Linked DNA regions of Homo sapiens: regions 1 and 3 are each linked to region 2. Evidence: chromatin contacts called from ENCODE Hi-C or POLR2A ChIA-PET data. All regions are on one chromosome and are shown on one strand. Each heading gives the region's core, a stretch centred on a gene start or an enhancer-like site at or near the end of the contact. The rest is flanking DNA. Distances are from core to core; before and after follow the strand shown. Region 1 has its middle 36 kb from the start of LINC02836. Region 2 holds the start of ATG5 (autophagy related 5). Region 3 has its middle 14 kb from the start of LINC02836.

Region 1 (2,700 bases), core at 171-2,670, 730 kb after region 2:
AGATATATAGATGTAATAGAATATTATTTTTGAAAGGAATTCCTTTAAAAAGGAGATCCTGCCATTTGCAACATGTGTGAAACTGGAAGACATTATACTAAGTGAAAGAAACCAGACATAGAAAAATATGGCATAATCTTTCTTACATGTAGAATCTTAAAAAATAAAAAAAGTCAAATACATAGAAGACAGAATAGAACAGTGATTACTAGAGGTGGCAAGGGTTGTGGGAAAGGGGGTGGAATGGGGAGATGTTGGTCAGAGGGTATGAAGTTGCAGTTACATGAGGAAGTCTAGAGATCAAATGTACAGCATGAGGACTATAGCTAATAATATTGCATTGTATACTGAAAATTTGCTAAAAGAGTAGATTTTAGGTGCTTTTACCACACACACACATACACAAGTAATATGTGAGGTGATAGACATGTTAATTGGCTCGACTTGTAGTTATCATTCCAGTTTATATGTATATCAAAATATATAGAGGCCGGGCACGGTGGCTCACATCTGTAATCCCAGCACTTTGGGAGGCGGAGAAGGGTGGATCACTTGAGGTCAGGAGTTCAACACCAGCCTGACCAACATGGAGAAACCCTGTCTCTACTAAAAATACAAAATTAGCCAGGGTGGTGGCGCATCCCTGTAATTCCAGCTACTTGGGAGGCTGAGGCAGGAGAATCGCTTGAACCTGGGAGGCGGAGGTTGCAGTGAGCCGAGATGGCACCATTGCACTCCAGCCTGGGCAAAAAGAGCGAAACTCCATCTCAAAAAAAAAAAAAAAAAATATATATATATATATATATATATATATATATATATATATATATATGTATGTATATACAGGTTGTATATCTTAAATATACACAATAATATTTTTCAAGTGTATTCCTGATCTACACACTGCCAATTATAGTGCAATGGCCACCTGGGAACTTAATGAGTCTTATATGATGCTCATAATCCACTTTCCTACACACAAAAAATTCATTCTCATAAGTCTTTATCCTAGAGGGACTTCCTGTTTCCACGTTGGAATTTTAATTGCACGTGCCATCCAGATGGCAAAAGGCAGAATGTCCTAGAAGTGTTTGATAGATTTACTTTAAATGTGATTTTAAGTGTGTGGTATTCAATGTCCCCTACGCACATTCTAATTCATAGTCTGTTGAATTGGAAGTTGCCCTAACCACATTCCACTGAGTACCCGTCACATACAACAAACTCATACTAAATCCAGCTTTGTTAAACTGTTATTCAATGGGCATTTCAATCACAGACATAGTAAAGTATCCTAGTTCTCAGCTGAGAACCACAGTCAGTTATAACATCCTGGGAAAATAGTCAATTTCATCTGTGATTCATGTTGGAATAATGCAGTGCTTTCTAGTAAGAGATTCCTTGGAGCTGTGTCTACAGTTTAACAGCAGACAAGTTTTACAAGAACAATTTGCTAAACAAAAAGTCCCCTCATAACTTTTGGAAACTGAGTTTGCACAAGTATATTTGAATAGCATAGGCATTACTGAAAGGTGGCCAAATGTAGTGCAGTAATCTCATATCAATTTCCAGTTCTTGAATAACAATATTCAAAGTTGAGGTTGAGATTCCGCTGCTTTCAAATGTAGTTTTTTTGTTCTGAGTTGATCTATCTTCCTCCCTGCAGTTTATCACATTTCACATCCTGAGAATGGAACCACTGATCTCCACTGACATTTTTAATGATATTGGTAGTTTTTGAGATGCTTTATGTCTCATGACTAAGCAGCAGACTTAAATATACAGGCATTGTGGACCAGATTTCCTGTCTTCCCCTGAGATGCTGTGAAAGTTGAGGCAAATGATATGCTACACCCATACCTCAATGTTCCCATCTGTGAAATAGAGGAACAGTACTGATCTACAACACAGGGCCTTTCTCTATCTTTAGGAAGAAAATGTTTACCAGTAGAAAGTGATACTATATTATTAAATCAAAATATTTTATGTTGGGGGTGAAATATTTGTGGAGTCAGTTCTAGCATTTTTGGCACTTTCATTTAGGAGAAAAGTCTTTATTTTAATATAAAAATGTATCATTTAAAAATTCATAGAAAAGAAAAGCATGCTTTTTGCGGTATTGAAGTAACACATAACTGTCAGGATTAGGAATCTATCTATCTATAGAAAATGGCTAACTTTGGAGACATTTCCAAGAGTATTTGTACCTCACATCATTAACACTGTCTCATATGACACTAGCAATTCTGGTTCCTGCAAAACTAAGTAATGTGGAAATTAGGGCTTTGCCTTAATAGATGCTACACAGCATAGGAAATAAAACAAGGAGCAAGTTCTGTTTTCCTGTGTTCCATAATTGTATGCAAATCCCCACACTTGATATTTCATATCAAGTCTTCAAAATACACCTTTTGTGGGCCCTGGAAAGAAAGTCGATCTTTCCTAAGACACACTTAATATTCCCCAGCTGTCACCTCACCACACACATCACCACCCAAGGTGGTTGAATTTCTGTGGTGTGATATACAACATGGAATCATCGTACCCTATCTTACATAAAATTTTGTTCTGCAAATATTAATACATTGGTAAGTATACAATAGGCAGGCAAAGCTATTGTCCAAAAGACACAGATCTAATAGGAGATGTGAGTCATGAATTCCTTCCTGGTTCTTCTCCATCTTAAGACTGGGTTAGGTG
Region 2 (2,700 bases), core at 168-2,667:
CACTGGGAAGGCAATGCACCTTAATCCCACAAGCTTTCTTACAGAGGCTAATAGCTGTTTACTGGGGACACTGTAGTGAGGATTTCTGCATTGAGTAGGTGAAGAGGACCATAACTGTGGCTTTCAAACTTTTCTGACTGCTACCCTTACTAAGAAATGTATTTCACATTCCTATCCAGTGTACACCACATACATACTGAAGTAAAAATTTTGGGACACAATATTTACCCTTTACATGTGTGAAGCATGCTGATATTTTCTATTTTATTTCATTTAAAAAGATGCTGGGCATGCTTCCCTAACTTGATTTAGATACCCACTAATGTACTGTAATTTACCATTTGAAAATCATTGTACTTAGTCCAACTCCAAGAAGATTTTTCTTTTTAAAAGAATCCTGTGGCTACTACTAGAATTTTCCTTATGTTCCCAATTATCAAGAACCTGTTTTGAGTCTCAGCACAGTACTTACTTAACATGCATGGCGTTAAGGCACGTGTAATTAAGAGAAAAACCTTAAATGCCTGCTAAGACTTCTGGATAGAGCCAATTCAAAGATTCTTTATTAGTAAGTTTACCAATTATTACTATTTTTTTTTTGAGACGGAGTCTCGCTCTTTCGCCCAGGCGGGACTGCGGTGGCCCTATCTTGGCTCACTGCAAGCTCCACCTCCCGGGTTCACGCCATTCTCCTGCCTCAGACTCTCCAGTAGCTGGGACTACAGAAGCCCGCCACCGCGCCCGGCTAATTTTTTTTGTATTTTTAGTAGAGACGGGGTTTCACCGTGTTAGCCATGATGGTCTCGATCTCCTGACCTCGTGATCCGCCCGCCTCGGCCTCCCAAGGTGCTGGGATTACAGGCGTGAGCCACCGCGCCCGGCCCCAATTATTTTTACAAAGAGTAAGATAAAGATATGTACTCTTGGATGGGTGGGAGGGTTCAGTGCTCATATAGTCTTCTGTTAAATTAGGTTATTAATGCCTGCGGTGGTTCCAACAAAGTAGAGAAGAAGATCAAATAAGAAAATGGATGGGAAAGTACTTTGAAAACTAATGTTTTATTAATACTGTTGTGTGATGCCAGGAAGAAAGGGATGTTGCGATCAAGCTCTAGGGAGGCAGTGTTTCAGTATTTTAAAAACTGTTTTTGTGGAACTGTTAAGTTAACCTCCCCAAGCCCCAATAACTACGCTTTGACGCAAGATTCTCAGAAGAGGGTAGAAGCTATGAACTTGGAGAGGTTTGGTCGCGAGTTCAAGCGTACTGCCCCGTTGGCGCATGCTCAAGAGCGACTCGGGCCTCCTTGCTGGGTTAGGCAGAACACGGAGGGCGGAGTTCGGACCACGTGGGGTCTCGTGACGTCATCTCCGGGCGCCGAGGGTGACTGGACTTGTGGTGCGCTGCCAGGGCTCCGCAGCGTTGCCGGTTGTATTCGCTGGATACCAGAGGGCGGAAGTGCAGCAGGGTTCAGCTCCGACCTCCGCGCCGGTGCTTTTTGCGGCTGCGCGGGCTTCCTGGAGTCCTGCTACCGCGTCCCCGCAGGACAGTGTGTCAGGCGGGCAGCTTGCCCCGCCGCCCCACCGGAGCGCGGAATCTGGGCGTCCCCACCAGTGCGGGGAGCCGGAAGGAGGAGCCATAGCTTGGAGTAGGGTACGTGTGTGTGTCCACCTTGTGTGAGGAAATTCCTAGAGGAGGAGGGCTGGGGAGGGGCCAGGTAGGTGTGGTAGGAAGGAGGGGTGAGTAGTTGCCTGGAGGAGCGCCCGCCCGGCCGCGATGGCGGGTGAAGGTGGTTCCTCCGGGCAAGGTGGAGTTGGCGAGACGCCGGCCCGGAGCCCTGGGGCCGGTTGGCGGGTGTGGCCTGCGGGGTCCCTCTTGGGGTACATGTCTGTTGCTTACTAAGGTAGGAAAGCGAGAGTCTAGTCGCAGGCTCTAGAGTTCAGTTCAGGACCTGAATTGTTTGTGGAACACAGTTATTTAAACCTTTATTGCACAGTGCAGTGTGAGTCTGTCCAAACTCGGTGGGTATGTCCTCCAAGCAATTTATCTATTTACGATATTCCCTGTCTCAATAACAATATTTAGTGCTACCAAAGACATTTTCTGTTGGCAAGACACTTTTACATACTTCATTTGTACTTTGGATTATTTTAAAATTATCCTGAACTTGAGGAACCTAGGAAACTATTGGTTCTAGATTTTTCTGAGGGGTGAGGAGGTACAGCCTGTCTTGAGCAATCAGAACCCGGAGACTTACCAGACAGTAGCTGAACTTCCAAAGCCTTCCAGAATTGGCTTGTTAAATTTCTGAGACCTTGAAACTGGATACTTGGCTCTGAACTGAACTATTTGTGATTTCCATAGAGGGAGTTTCTGGTTGAATTTTGAATTTGAAAATAACGATGTTGTGCTCAGGGTAGTAATTGAGAGGTATTTTACACCAGATTTAAGCCTGTGCTTTTATCTTCAAAGATATGCTACTTAAAATTGGGGGAAAGTGTACAGAATGGAACTGTATGGATATGGATTTTTAGAATAGTGCACACACCTCAAGTGTGTATTTATTTCATTAATTTCCCCCAAACTGAGTACCTCCTATGTGTTAGGCACTGGACAAAACAGTAAACAAAATAGTAAACAAAAGAATAAAAATCCCTGCCATCATGAAGTTCCACTTTGGGGATGGGGTGAGAAGACATTGA
Region 3 (2,700 bases), core at 100-2,599, 680 kb after region 2:
TTACATCTTTAAGGCGGAATAGAATTCAGACAGCCTGGGTAAGGGTGGGGGGAGGAGGGAATGTGAAGAAATGGGGAAGAATGGTAGGACACTCCCAAAGGGGTAAAGAAACTACTGGAGTAAGGGGAACAGAGGATTACATTTAATAACTCTAAGATGCACCCCCTGGGAAAACAAACAGTGGAATTTGTAACAATTATTTTTGTTTGGCTCTTGAAGCTGAGCATTTATGTCTGTTGAGGATATAAAAAGTTCAGTGTTCTAAATGGGAAGAGAATGACCTGAAGTGAATGGCAGAATGGGCTCTGGGGACACTGGACCTAGGGCTGCACCCTGGCTCTGCCATTTGTGAGTGGTGTGATCTCCAATGAGTTCACGTTTTCATGCCTCAGGCTCCTAATTTTTAATTTGGGATAATATTAGTATCAATAGTATCTAATTCATAGGGAGCTGTGGGGATTAAGAGATAAAGTATTTATTATGCTTATAGTGTTGGGCACATAGAAGGAGCTCAATACATCTTTATTATTTTTATATTAATATAAAATAACAATAATAATGGTAATAAAATCTCAAAGCCAAGTAAGCATCATGAAATTTTTCACGTGCCCATGAGCACAGAGGAGATCTTCAGAACCTACTGTTTTCTGATCTCCAAGAAAGATGGAGAAAAGAAAATTATAGCATTTTTCTTTCATTTTTTCTTCCTTCCTCTTTTTTTTTCTAGAATAAAGAGATGAGGAAAATGCAAGACAGTCCATGTCGCTCTTGGCTGTTCTCTGCTACTCCCCCCAGGTTCAGGGGTCTGTGAGTGGTCGTGAGAACCCCACCCCCAGGCTTCTGCTTGGGTCCTTATCATAGTGGCCTCTCCTGCTACCCAGTGAGAGTTCACTGTTCTGGCAAGGGATATGGCTCCCGACTCAAGGAGAAAGGGAGCGCAATGCTTTCCTTCTCCATTATTCTATGGGCAGGTTTAATATCCAGTGCCTCCTATTTATAATTAACATGAAGTTGTTTATTTCTTGCTTCTCATTTTAGCAGGGTAAGCATGTAGAGGCAGGCCACTTTCTAGTAGATTGTGAGAAGATAGACCTCAGCATGAGCCTGACTGTGGGTCTGATGTGGAGAGAAGAGAGTCAAAAGGAAATATTCTGTGGCTTTCTATATGACTGAAATGCAGCAAGGCTATTGTTTGCTGTAGCAGCTGATTGAAAAAGAGTGACATTCTGTCCACTGAACGTTAATAGGCTCAAGTGGAAGTGTGGTGATCAAAGCTGAGTCATAACTTGAGAGGAAACCAGTCTTACCCATGTTTTTTGTTCTTTAGTGGAGACACCTAGTAAGCTCTTCGAAGACGGTGGCTTTCTACAAAAGGAGAGCTATAGTAACCGTTGGCCGCAGCAAGATGCTCTTCTCACTCTTGTGTTGGAACAAGAACCAGTTATGAGAAGCCTGGGTTTGACTTGCTTTTGGTGTGGTTAATGCTGGTGGGAAGGTTTCTTATAGGTCTTTTTATTTATTAATACATTTGGTCATAGATGGGCCTTCAGGATTTTCAATTGCTGTGACTATGTTGGTCTGGCTAGCTTTTTCCAGGCTAACAATGCAAACACCCCCAGCACCCCTGAGGGATAGTCTCACAAAGCCCCTGTCTGTCTGGCCTGTGGCTACATAAGCAATCTCTTGACAGTTCTTGGAACGTGAGACTTGGTGACGTGACCTAAGACTTCGATGTTTTTGTGATTTATCCAGGACACTTGACTAGGTAACAGGAATGCAGATGATCTCTGTCTCAGTGCTAGAACCTGCAGCTTTAGCCCAGGTTTATTCTTTGGGGTATGACTGCTAATCTGAAAATTTTGGGGAGAGTCCAGTGTCTGTGCAAGAGCAAATCTTCAATTTGGACTGATTCCACTATGAAGGAAATTGAGTTTTTATGGGAGCTAAAAATAAACGATCCTTAGCACTCCCTCCATCCTAAAATACATTAAATAGCCCTTACATTTTCAAGTTAGAACAAATCTGGCCTCATTGTTTCTGTCACTCTAACACTTGTTAATGTTATTTATGTAATTTTCAGATATTCTCAGATCAAAATTTTCCATGCCCAGTTATCTTTCTCATGCAAAGAAATTGTGATCAGTGTTCAGTTTCAATCAGTTTACTGAAGGAAGGGTCGTTTACAACACCTGTAGCCACTTTTCTCTTAGGGACTTAGTTAAAAAATCAGATGCAGGGTGTGAAATGAGACCTAAGTAATTCTTTCCAAGTTCCTTTGAGGAGCTCCCTGCTAGTACTCTCTCAGCCTAGAAATCAACACCTGCCTTTCACAAAGGAGCCTCCATCCAGTGTGGAATTCCAGCAAGTACACAGGTAGTTATTTCTAGGAATATTGCCCTTGCACATCTCTCCTCTTGCCAGGCACCAAACTAATTTCTCAAAGAGAAACAGTGGGAAACAATATGTTCTGTGCTGCCTTCACATACTACCATAAGAGGCAGTTAGTTACATAAGCCGGCTTCCAGAGATTTGCCAAGTGCTCTTTTTAAAAAAAGTGGCTGCTGATGGAACATTCTTTACATAAAACAGATACTTGTTTCAGCAACCAAAGTCCATGTCCACAGCAAAATCCAACTAGTGTTCTACTTTTCTATTTGTCTATAGAGTATAGATCTCTATACACTTCAGGAGAAAAACTTG

Evidence for each region. Hi-C counts contacts between places; a loop is a spot of excess contacts on that map. ChIA-PET counts read pairs that join two places held with the same protein, here RNA polymerase II (POLR2A). Pooled maps may share reads with other maps.
Region 1: a loop to region 2 is called in a map of ascending aorta, with 3 times the contacts of the local background. The contact joins the enhancer-like site here to the promoter of ATG5 in region 2. A Hi-C loop is called at or near these places in 4 of 168 maps with a recorded cell type or tissue (PC-9, ascending aorta, chondrocyte and 1 more) and 9 of 50 pooled maps. POLR2A ChIA-PET finds 5 or more read pairs at or near these places in 2 of 52 experiments (MCF 10A and Panc1).
Region 3: a loop to region 2 is called in a map of naive thymus-derived CD4-positive, alpha-beta T cell, with 11 times the contacts of the local background. The contact joins the enhancer-like site here to the promoter of ATG5 in region 2. A Hi-C loop is called at or near these places in 1 of 168 maps with a recorded cell type or tissue (naive thymus-derived CD4-positive, alpha-beta T cell), 3 of 37 single-sample maps with no recorded cell type and 7 of 50 pooled maps. POLR2A ChIA-PET finds 5 or more read pairs at or near these places in 1 of 52 experiments (activated T-cell).

Annotation. Positions count from the first base shown.
Region 1 is chr6:105,595,056-105,597,755 of GRCh38, reverse strand. No RefSeq gene overlaps it. Among named protein-coding and RNA genes, the nearest start is that of LINC02836, 36 kb to the left of the region's middle. Within about 2 kb of position 1,420, at least 6 of the 41 ENCODE cell types and tissues checked have a DNase peak (open chromatin) inside an H3K27ac peak, as active enhancers do; they include PC-9 and Panc1, where a contact is called at or near this core.
Region 2 is chr6:106,324,477-106,327,176 of GRCh38, reverse strand. ATG5 (autophagy related 5) reads left to right here and starts at 1,417. Exons shown (of 8, transcript NM_004849.4): 1 at 1,417-1,651. RefSeq lists enhancers at 1,218-1,537, 1,558-1,607.
Region 3 is chr6:105,645,145-105,647,844 of GRCh38, reverse strand. No RefSeq gene overlaps it. Among named protein-coding and RNA genes, the nearest start is that of LINC02836, 14 kb to the right of the region's middle. RefSeq lists an enhancer at 845-1,034. Within about 2 kb of position 1,349, at least 4 of the 41 ENCODE cell types and tissues checked have a DNase peak (open chromatin) inside an H3K27ac peak, as active enhancers do.